Regions from separate parts of the Homo sapiens genome. Here region 2 is linked to region 1. The links are chromatin contacts, found by Hi-C or POLR2A ChIA-PET in ENCODE. All regions are on one chromosome and are shown on one strand. The core of a region is the stretch at or near the end of the contact, and the rest is flanking DNA. Distances in the headings are between cores, read along the strand shown. Region 1 holds the start of HYAL2 (hyaluronidase 2). Region 2 holds the start of CACNA2D2 (calcium voltage-gated channel auxiliary subunit alpha2delta 2).

Evidence for each region. A loop is a pair of places that touch in the nucleus more often than their neighbours do. ChIA-PET counts read pairs that join two places held with the same protein, here RNA polymerase II (POLR2A). Pooled maps may share reads with other maps.
Region 2: a loop to region 1 is called in a pooled map, with 4 times the contacts of the local background. The contact joins the promoter of CACNA2D2 here to the promoter of HYAL2 in region 1. A Hi-C loop is called at or near these places in 1 of 50 pooled maps. POLR2A ChIA-PET finds 5 or more read pairs at or near these places in 3 of 52 experiments (CD4-positive, alpha-beta T cell, WTC11 and naive thymus-derived CD8-positive, alpha-beta T cell).

The regions. Positions count from the first base shown.
Region 1 is chr3:50,321,495-50,326,422 of GRCh38, reverse strand. HYAL2 (hyaluronidase 2) reads left to right here and starts at 3,678. Exons shown (of 4, transcript NM_003773.5): 1 at 3,678-3,770. TUSC2 (tumor suppressor 2, mitochondrial calcium regulator) reads left to right here. Exons shown (of 3, transcript NM_007275.3): 2 at 1-66; 3 at 237-1,514. The coding sequence ends at 302. RefSeq lists a silencer at 1,586-1,775 and enhancers at 1,984-2,485, 3,268-3,941, 4,575-4,914.
Region 2 is chr3:50,500,485-50,506,054 of GRCh38, reverse strand. It overlaps CACNA2D2 (calcium voltage-gated channel auxiliary subunit alpha2delta 2), which reads left to right and starts at 2,421. Exons shown (of 38, transcript NM_006030.4): 1 at 2,421-2,837. The coding sequence starts at 2,632. RefSeq lists enhancers at 1,293-1,801, 1,802-2,310.

The sequences.
Region 1 (4,928 bases), core at 2,429-4,928:
ATCGTCACCAAGAACGGGCAGAAGCGGGCCAAGCTGAGGCGAGTGCATAAGAATCTGATTCCTCAGGTGAGGGGCTGGGCAGCGGTCACAGAGCCTACACTAAGCGTGTGGAGGTGGACCCAGATGGGATCTGTTGTCATGGTGGGGGCTTTTGCGGGGGGATCTGGGAGGAACAAGGAAGCTTCCTGAAGTAGAGGCCCTGAGCTGACCCTTACTAGCCTCTGTTTCCATGGCAGGGCATCGTGAAGCTGGATCACCCCCGCATCCACGTGGATTTCCCTGTGATCCTCTATGAGGTGTGACCCTGGGAGGTGGCAGACAGAAGCACCCCCTGCCCCGGCAAGAAACTCCCAGGCTCAATCAAGGTGTGGCTTCCATTGAGGAGCCCAGGCTGGGGCCACAACCCTGAATAAACTCTGTTGGCCCATAACCTTCAGCTGTGAGCGGGTCGGTCCCACAGTATTGGTTGGGTGTTGGTTTGTGTGTGGACAAGAGGTGGTTGGTGGGTGGTGAAGGCTAATGGCAGAGTTAGCACCCCACTCTCCCAAGCCACCCCTGCAAGCAGCACAGCAGGGCATATACCAGTCAGGAATGCCCGTTACCTGGTTCCTTGCCTGGTCTGCTTTCTTCCAAGTTTGCCTGGGGCCTAGCCCTGCTAGAGGCTACAGCACTTTACAAGCAAGGTATGCTTTCTTCCAGCCCCTAGGCTGTGGGCACTGTATACAAGTAGGAACTTCCTTTCCTTCACTTCCCTTTTAACCCCTAGTCAGAGCATTTCAGCCGTTTGCTACCTCGATTCCTCCTGTGTTGGACAGAGGCTGGGGGCAGTGCCAGCCTGATTCTTCCGACCTACCTGCCATTTGTTCCCGCCTTCAGATGGATGGACAGTTTGCTGGCTATTGATAGGAGTGGGGACTGGGTGGGGGCTTCTCCCTCTACCCAGGGCTGGGCTGATCCCCCTACTGCAACTAACTGTTGCCCCCCAACCCCGAACCCCCAGTTGAGGAGTTGAGAGAGTGCAGGCTGGGGTCAGGACAGGCTGCGGATGCTTGTGCCTATGGGGAGTTACTCCAACCCACCTATTCTGTCTAATCTCCATGGCTTTGCACCAAATCCTCCACCCCTCCAATTGGGAGGGGACTGTTCACCACCTTGTGGTAAGGGACAACACCCTAAGGCTGGTGCCAGTAGTTATGAGTAGCCTACCACCCCCTCCCTTACAGTAACCCCCACCCCTTCAGGATCAGTCAAGGGAAAGCACTAGAACCCCTGGGTAGGGAAAGAAAGGAGGGAAAAACCATAAAAGGAATACTTATAATGTGAAGGTTTGTAAATAGTCCATGATGATGTCGTGGCAGAGTCTGATTTCTATATAGAGGTGACTTTTTTTTTAAGTACTGTGCAAGCTCTGTGCTTCTATAATGTGGGAAATGGCTTGGGGAGGATGGCCCCTAGCTTAGGAAGACTGTTGTGTTATTTGTTCAATTTCAATAAAATGATTTGTAGATCCTGCACATGAGAGTGGCATCCTGTGGGGGCTCTGACACCCAGTGTCTAGACTACCACCTGGGTTCAATAGGTAGGCCTGGCACAGGACTCTGGCAGGCCCCCTATGACCAGCAAAGCCCAAGAGTAAGTCTGAGCCCAGCCTGTGGCCATCCCAACTGTGGCCAGCAGGTGGCTGTGTGTTCACACAGACCTCACTGCAGGCCCCCTGCAGGGTGGGAGGGCACTCATTTATCTGTTGTGATCCATGTGGTGGTGACCCTTGGAATCAGAAGGCCCTGGGATACTTCACTAAGGATTGGCCCCACCTGCCTGATCTAAGGTGAGAGAGTGTGACCCAAGATAGTTCTGGAATATCTGTCTTAGCTGTAGCATCGCCAGCTGATCCTAAGTGGGGTCATGGCCTGACCCCCATGGACCTCAAAGGCCCAGCTTTAATGGACAGCAGCCAGATAGGTGTCCCCACGCCTTTGGCCTACTGCCAGGCTCAGCAACCCAAACTCATGTGCCTCCTCTGAGGCCTGCCTGCGGACACCATGGGAGAATGAGCTCAGGCTGCTGTTTCAGCAAGCAAGGCTCGGCCCACTAGTATTGCCCCTGCTGTCTGTTGCCCCCATCTTCTCATCACCTGCAGCCTGCCCACTGTGGTCATTCTGCCTGCACTTCTCAGGGGCTGCTATAAGGCAGATTCTCTACTAGGCTTAGGCTTTGACTATCAGTCCAACTCCCAGTTAAAGAGGGGAGATTTCAGGGACAGGCTTCTGAGTGTAGGGAGCTGGTCTGCCAGTCTTTCGGAGGTTTGAACTTGTCAAGGCTAGGGCAGGATCACCATATCCAGCCTGGACTTGCAGTTCTGTGGGGTGCCTCCCCATACCCCCATAAGATGCCAAACATGAGGCCCTGTCATCCTCCATGGTCCCCCTCTACTGGCTGTTCAAGGCCCAGGGCTCTCCCATGCCAGATAGCATCCTGTCTCCTACCACCACTGTCCCAGCCTGAGGGAACTCCCTGTGCTGGGCCTACCCAGCTGACCCCATCGCTGGAAACAATGGGGGTCAGGCAACACTTCCCCACTCTCTCCCGCCGGGCTGTGCTCACTTCCTTCCTGCTGGCTGCCTGAGGAAGTGTCCCTGCCCTGGGACAGTCTGGCCTAGCCTTTGTTTCCCCGGGGGTCCCCACCCATGGAGCTTTCAAGGCTTCTGGCCCCTGTGAAGCCAGCACAGTGGTACAGGGACACTGCACCTTCCCCTACCATGTCTTGGACTCCTTGGTCCTCAGGGCCAGACTCCTGGGTATTCACCTACCCCTCACACAGCCTTCTGTTGGGGGAGAGGCTCCTGGGCATTGGGCCATTGGGTTGTTGAGGGGTTGGCTCTGGGTGATTTGAGGGTAGGTAGATTTGCACCCCTGGAGAGGTCTGCTGGAACCTTGCTGCAGTCCTCCCTAGGGCCAGCCACAGGAACACCCCTCCCAGAGGAGTATACCCCTTTCCTCATCCATGTTGTAAGGAGCCCCCTACTCTGTATAGTGGACTCTGAAATCCATCCAGGAATGAACTCCAGCAGGAAAGCACTCTGCAGAACCCTCCCAGTCCATCCCCTCCTCCCCAACCCACACAGTCACACTCACTAACACATTGTCCTGTCACACAGGATGCGGAAGCTCTCAGTGGAAAAAAACGGACTCAGCTACTGGAAGTCCCCCCGACCCTCCCCCCAAGGCTAGTTCCCTTCTTGGGCACCTGCTCTGGGGGACCATCAGCTGAACGACCCCCAAGTATTTTGACTCCCAAAAGCACCACCACCTGACCCCATCCTCTCACACCCTACTGGATTTGAGGATGGGCCCCAATCCTAGGGAAGGAGTGAAGAGGTTCCCTAGTGTTGGAAGCTGTGGGTGTGGGGGAGATTGGCACCTGATCCTGAGCCCATAGCCTTCCTGTCACCTGGCGCAGCTGGCGGGGCCAGATCCTACTCGGGAAGGGTGGGGAGGGCAGCCAGCCAGCAGGGCATTCTGGAGGGAAACAGGGTCAAGGCGATCTCCTCCCCCACGCCTGTTCCTGGCCCTTTCCTCTCAGGGGGCAGCAGGAAGTGAGGAGAAAGGGCTGGGATGGGAGGCGGGAGCGGATGGGAGGGAATGGGGTTTATCAAGTCCTCGGCGAGCTGCCCAACGGGCAGCAGCTGGCGCAAGTAGCCTAGCTGGAGAGGCTCACCCCAGGAAGGAGGGAGGCCACCGACCTACTGGGCCGACGGACTCCCACACAGGTGAGCCCAGAGCAGACGGCTGGTCTGCACCCCCACAGATGCGCTCGCAGTTGCACTCCCTCCCTCTCCTGGCGCCCGGGAGGGTTAGGGGCTGGTGGTGCAGACGCGGGCCCTTTTGGGAGTTGAGTCTCGCACAAGGGAGCGGACCTAGGAAGAGCCGAGGTGGTTTCGCACGGGGCTCGCCAGGGTCTAAGCCTGCCCCCCACCGGGAGAGGCCTGTGGAGCGTAGGGGGCGCTGGATACGGGATGGAGGCCCTGGGAGACCCCTCTTGCTGGCTTTCTCGGAGGTCCAGCCAGAAACTGCTGCAAGGAATGGAGGCCTCCTCGGGGTTGAGAGGGAGCCGGGCTCCCAAAGGACCTCAGAGACTGGGCAGAAAAGGACGGGATCTCAGGGATGACTGTCCCGCCCTGATGCGAGTCAGGGAGAGGGGCGGCCAACCTCCTAGACCCCTCTGAGCTTCCCTGACCCCAACCCTGCGGCCACGCCGCGACCCAGAGCCGGGCTGCCAGGATAACGACTGCCTCGGCCCTTCCTGGGCCGGCTAAGAAGCGGTGCTTGGCCCCTTCCCTCAGTCTGGCAGGGGGCGGGGCCTCCCTTTAGACGGCGGACCAGAGAAGGGGGCCCCTGATTCGTGGGAGGCGGGGCACTACTCTCCAGGAGACCAGAGGTCGCCTCAGGTCAAAGTCCCTTTTTCCACACAAAGGGGACCCACGGCTGGCGTCTACGTTAGGGGGTGCAGAGCCAGATCTGGTGCTGCCCCCTGCCAACCTCGGAGTACCACAGCACCTCCTGATGGCCGAACGGGGCAACGCCTCCTCCTATTCCCCCCCCCCCCCTTCCCGTCCCCCTGCCTTGTCCCTCACACTGTCTCTTTAAAGGGCTGGCGGCGCCGCGGAGCTGGGAGGACTGAACCACCGGCCTCGGGCTGCAGGGGAAACATTTCAGGCTGACTGGCGCTCGTGGCTGAGACTCCCATAGAAAGCCCGGCTCAGAGGGGCATTAGGGTCCTAAATGGGCGGCCACGTCCCTCTGCAGAGGACCTGGGGCTCTTCGAGCCCGAAACGAGGCACCGGCACCGAGAAAGGTGGACCACACCTTCCCGCCCCGTCCGCAAGTCCAATCCCGGGCCCACCTCCGCACTGGAGTCTTAAAGGGCC
Region 2 (5,570 bases), core at 1,172-3,671, 180 kb before region 1:
GTAGTTTCTCCCTATGGCTCTATCAGTCTCTTCTGACCTGCTGAGCTGACCTCCCATGCAGAACTGGCACCTACCAGGCCCCCTGTCAGGGTAGCTTCACCTGCCCCTGCCACCCTACGTCTTCCAGCACAGGCAACTTGGGCCAGGTGGGCAGCCCCACATTTACCAATGTGCCTGCCATGGAAGTCCCCCTATTCCTTGGGAAGGCTCAAATTTTTCTCCCAAGATCTTAACGTGTGGCTGTAGCCAGCCACCAAGAGGGCTGAGGATGTTGTAAGCCTCAAAAGTTATAATTCGTAAACACTTACCACTTGTTTACTCTTAATTACCCCCCCCCTCCTTATTTGTCTTCCTTTAACGGCCTGTCAACCAAAATCTCCCGCCTTTCCCTTGGTGCCAGCAGCCTCAATTAGATGCACATCTGTGGAGGCTAGAACTGAAATACCCAACTGCCAAAACCCACCCACTGTACCTAGACTGACTTCATGTGCCTGACGGCCTGGGCACTTTGGGGATAGCGTTGCTACCCTGGTGTTGGAGGGCAGGGAGGCTGGCCCTCACATTTCTCAGGCCACTGCAGAGTCTGCCTTGGGAAGGCGCCCACCCCCGACAGGGCACCCAAGAGGAATGATGTCCTTTATGATGGTCCCCTGGGGCCATGGGCACAGGTATTATATGTCCAGCAAACAGGTAAGAGAGGATATCACAGGCCAGCCCTACCTTGGGCATGAGGAAGACAGAGATGCTGGGAACAGGTCTCAGCAGGCAGGGCTGGGAAGGCAGCTGTTGAGCTCACGCTTGTCGACTCCTGAGCAGGACCCCTGCCCCCCTGCCCTCCCATTGTGTCCAGAGGTGGCAGGGGGGCAACTGGCTCAGTGAGGACCCTGCTTGTCCCCCCAAAGAGCTGGACTATCGTCTCCCATAGTCCATCAGGTCCCACCTGTCCACCAGGCCCCTGGCCCCTGCGTTGCCTTCCTCTGATACTTTTTTTGGGGTCTCATGGTTTGGGATCTGCTGGCAAACCTGTCTGGCCCCTGAAGGCTCATTCAGGTCAAGGGAGGAGGACACTTCAAGAAATGAAGGAAACTGTTCCCTGTCAAGCCCTGGTTTGCTGGGATTGGAGAAGCCAAGGCAGGACTAGGCAGCAAGGGAAGGCTGTCCTAGGCCCTATTTCCAGCCCCTACCCCTACCCTTTTCAGTCCAGGGGCTACTATTCCCTTTCAACTGCAAGCCCTCCTTGGGCTGACTTGTGAGTGGGTGATAGGAGAGCCACTGATACCATGAGGTGGGGCATCTGGACATTTCCGAACCATCCTGCCCAGCTGGTTACTATCCCTCATTCCTCGTGATAGGCCAGGTCTGTGGGCAGTTATTGCTGAGGGGGTCCTGCCCTGTGTCAAGTTGGTGGGGAGCATTCTCTCATCCTATCTGCACCAGAGGCAGAGCTGGGTTCCAGGGTAACTTCAGTAGAATCCTAGGGATGGTCTCCCCTCATTGTGAATGCTTCAGTTTACCAAGAGATTCTCCCCATTCTCACTTCATCCTGGAAATGGGAGTGGGCACCCACACAAGCATTCACAAGCGAGGACACTGAGGCTCTGAAAGGGCCACAAGCTGTGGAGTCAAGGTTGACACCAGCCCCAGTCTTCTGCCCACAGCAGGGAAGAGCCAGGGGCCTCCAGGACAGAAAGGACTGGGTTGTGCAGAGATGAGCTTCCTGGCTCTGGAAGAATCTAAACAGAGGCTGTGCAAACTCCGGGAACTGGGGCTTGGGACAGGCCTGCACACAGTGCCTGTTCAGCCCAGGGAAGCGAAGCGAGTGGCTGCAGAGGGCTGCATCCTGCCGTCCCCAGCCCCCCACAACCGTACAGCCGTGCCCAGGTTTCCGCTTAGGGAACCAGGAGGTCCAGGCCCTTTCTGCCAGCAGCCGGGCGTGCAAGCCCCCGACAGAGAGAAATCTTAAAGATAGCTAGAGCCACGGGGGCTGTAAGTTCAGCATGCCTCCTTTTCTGGTCTCCGCTGAAGCTGTCACTCCACCATTAAACCTGTGACTCTAGGCCTTAAGCCTGTTGAAGGTCGAGCCCCCAAAAGGGTCACATATGCTCCTGCCTTGGGCCGCGGGGCCCGGGACTCTTCCCGCGGGTGGGGTGGGGAGGAGCGGCAGGGTCTGAGGTGTGGGGGCGGGGGCGCACCCGGGGCGCTCGGGTAGCAGCTGGGGCGCAGGACGCCCGAGCCAGTAGGGCAGGATTCGGGCTGCGCGGGGACGAGAGGCGCGCGGGCACGGGTGGGCGCGTGGCCGCGGCGGGGGCGCGCGGGGGCGGGCCAGCCCGGGAAGAGAGAGGGAGGGAGGGAGAGAAGAGGGCGGTGCCGGCAGGTTGGCGGCGGCTGCTATTTGAGCGCAGGTCCCGGGCCGGGCGCTCAGAGCGCTTGGAGCCAGCGCTGCAGGGAGATAGCAGCGCGCAGCCCGCAGAGGCGCTGCGGCCCGTGCAGCCCCGGAGGCCCCTCGCGGAGAAGGCGGCGGCGGAGGAGAGGCCGAGTTACCGCCCGCCGCCCGCGCCCCCCCAACCCCGCCGCCGCCGCCGCCGCCGCCACTGCCCCCCCTCCCCGCGGCGCCGCATCTTGAATGGAAACATGGCGGTGCCGGCTCGGACCTGCGGCGCCTCTCGGCCCGGCCCAGCGCGGACTGCGCGCCCCTGGCCCGGCTGCGGCCCCCACCCTGGCCCCGGCACCCGGCGCCCGACGTCCGGGCCCCCGCGCCCGCTGTGGCTGCTGCTGCCGCTTCTACCGCTGCTCGCCGCCCCCGGCGCCTCTGCCTACAGCTTCCCCCAGCAGCACACGTAAGTGGCCTCGGCCGGCCGCGAGACCCCGGCCGAGCCTTGCGCCCCGCTCTGCCCCCGGTCCGCGCTACTCCTTCCCTGCGCTCCGCGCCAGGGCAGAGGCGCTGGGTCCGGCTGCCCGCTGCGCCCGGGGGCGACGGCCCCAAGCCCCGAAGGCTGGCAGCCGCGGTCCCGGCGCTCTGGCTGCGTCGCGAAACTTCCCCGCGGTGCCCCTGCTTCCCCCAAATCCCCCGAATGAGGCAAGGCAAGATCTTCAAGCCCCGGGAGGAGTTGGGGGGGGGCGGTCCGAGCTTGTCAGCTGATTCCCCTGCCGCTGACCCGGTGAGAGGGAAACCCGGGTTGGGTGAGAGGGGCGGCCAGCGACCCCTGTCCGGCGGAGTTGGAGCCGCGCATCTGCCCCACGTTCCCTCCCTGGTGGGAATCCGGCGCTTTACAGCCAGAGGTGAGGGACATCTCCACACCTGCCTTCAAGGGCCTTTTCCTTTAGTGGGGAGCTGTATGCTGATGATGCGAGCACCTTCTTGCTGTGGCCAGTGCCACAGAGGCAGTGTCCCCTGTTCTTGGCCCCCCTCCACCTGAGGAGAGAGTACCCTGGAGAGCCCAGTTGGGAGGTGAAGGCGTTGGGGTCCGGGCAGAAGGTGAATGGTGGGAAGGACCCCTGCCTGCGCCTGCTGCTGCTGCCAACAGAGTAATAGCTTCTCCTGGCTCTGCCAGCCTCCGCAGGTTTTTTGGTCCTTCTGAGCCTTCTCCTCCTCCCCAAGAGCCAGCAAACTCGGGCTGCCTCCTACGGGTGAGCTTAGCCAGATGTGTCTGGGGCTGGGAGTGGATGTTCAGTGCATGTGGCCTTTAGGACGTATCAGTTTCCTGACACTGTGCTTCAGCCCTATGTCAGTGCCCAGACCCCCTTTGGGGCACGGTGACCACCTTGCTTCTGTTATCTGTCTCCGGGTCTGAGGAGCCACCTGTCCCTGGACTCCTTCACCAGTGTCCTGGCCTGGAGACTGGGGCATGAGTCGTCGGGCTGCTGGTGGCCAAGGGGAAGGGTCTGGCCTCGGGGAAAGGGAGAGGCTGGCTCTGCGTCATTTAAACCAGCTCTGCCCAAGGGTAAGAGCCCCTGGTTCTGCCACAAAACCTGCCGACTCCAGTTCGTAGGCTCTCTAAGATGAGGGAAAAACAAACTCAGGAAAACCGCCTCTCTGGGTCTCTCTCTCCGTCTTGTCGTCTCTCTCATTGCACAGCCTGGCTGTGCTCAGGCAGGTGATCAGTTGGCAAATTACAAGTGCCGCACGGACGTGTCCTCTGTCAACCGTCTGGATTTTTCACATGTGTGTTTGGGGGTTGCCCAGGGAGAAAAGAATCGAATGGAAGTTCAGGGCTGGTGGATGCGTTATTGTCTTTCATTTGCCGTGATGGAAATGGACTTCAATCATAGTGCTTAAAAAAAGCAAAAGCATTATTTTTTTGTTGTTCTTTCTTCCTCAAAGCCAAGCACGAGCCAAGCCACAATTATTTTTTTCTTAGCCGTTTCATAGCTCCTTGAGTGAAGGTTTAAGTGGATGTCTCTTTCCACCTCTCCCGACCTCACTCCCTTTCCCTGCAACGTGCAGTTGGTCAGATGGCTTCTGGGCCTGCACGAGTCTCCTCTAGAAGGCCGATGTGAGAACCTGACCAGAGTAGGCACCTATCCCTCTGTCCCCAGCCAGAAGATGGCGAGGCGGGTGTGACGGCAGCGACACACTTCCAGCTGGACGCTGTTGTCGATATAGTTGGAGCTAATTTGGGGGTTTGGGACATGTCTTGCAAACTGTAATTAGAGAATGAGGGTGGGGGTGGGGTGGGGGCTGTGCCGCTCTGAGGGTCCAGGGGGAGGTGACTAATGGTACAACAACACAGAGGGTTTGCTGTGACAGCCAGTGCCCTTCAGCTGCCCTGGTCCCGCAGACGAGGATGCACATTGATCCTTGGAGGGAGGAAGGGGCCCACACATGACCATGGCCAGTGGAATTGGTGCTTTTGTTGAACTGGTAAGAAAGGTTTAGGCTGTTGTTCGGGCCAGAAGGTTCTGTGGGGCTGCTCAGGGATGGGTGACCTCCCAGAACCTTCTGCTGGGTCAGTGTGGCCAGGCTGGGATGACACTTTGATACAGGTGGATTTCCAAGGAGGAGAGTGGAACCCAGCTTCATGGCACTGGAGTGACAACCCCTCAGTGGGGAAGGCCCCTGATGAGCAAGTCATTTTCTCATTAGTGTCTGCCAGTGCACAGGGGCCCAGCTTCACAAGCTGCTGGATTTTAAGCAAGTGTGGGTTTGGGGTCTGCTAGCTATGATTTCTGCAATCGCTCTGGCAGCATGGCTCTCTGCCCACCAGGCAAAATGGACCAAGGCTGCTGCTGGATTGAGAAGGGCAGAGGGGTTACTGCTGAAGGGAGGACAGGGCTTCAGGGTTTTTTTTTGGGCGGGGGGTGGGGGGGTTGGGCTGTCTCACCTTACCTGGACCTGGATCAGAGTTTCAAACAAGGAGGAGGCTACATGTTTGCACACATGTATGCACATGTATGTGCACTTGTCCGGCTGGGTGTGGGGGACCTGAGTCCGAGCACACCTTTCACCTGCCTCCTTTTTCCAGTTATGCCCTCCCCAGCATCAGGCCACCACCGCCGGCTGAGGGGCAGCCCTCACTGCTTTGCCTCCCCTTGTGTCTTTCCCTCCCTCTTCCCCTGTCCCCCTTCTTCAG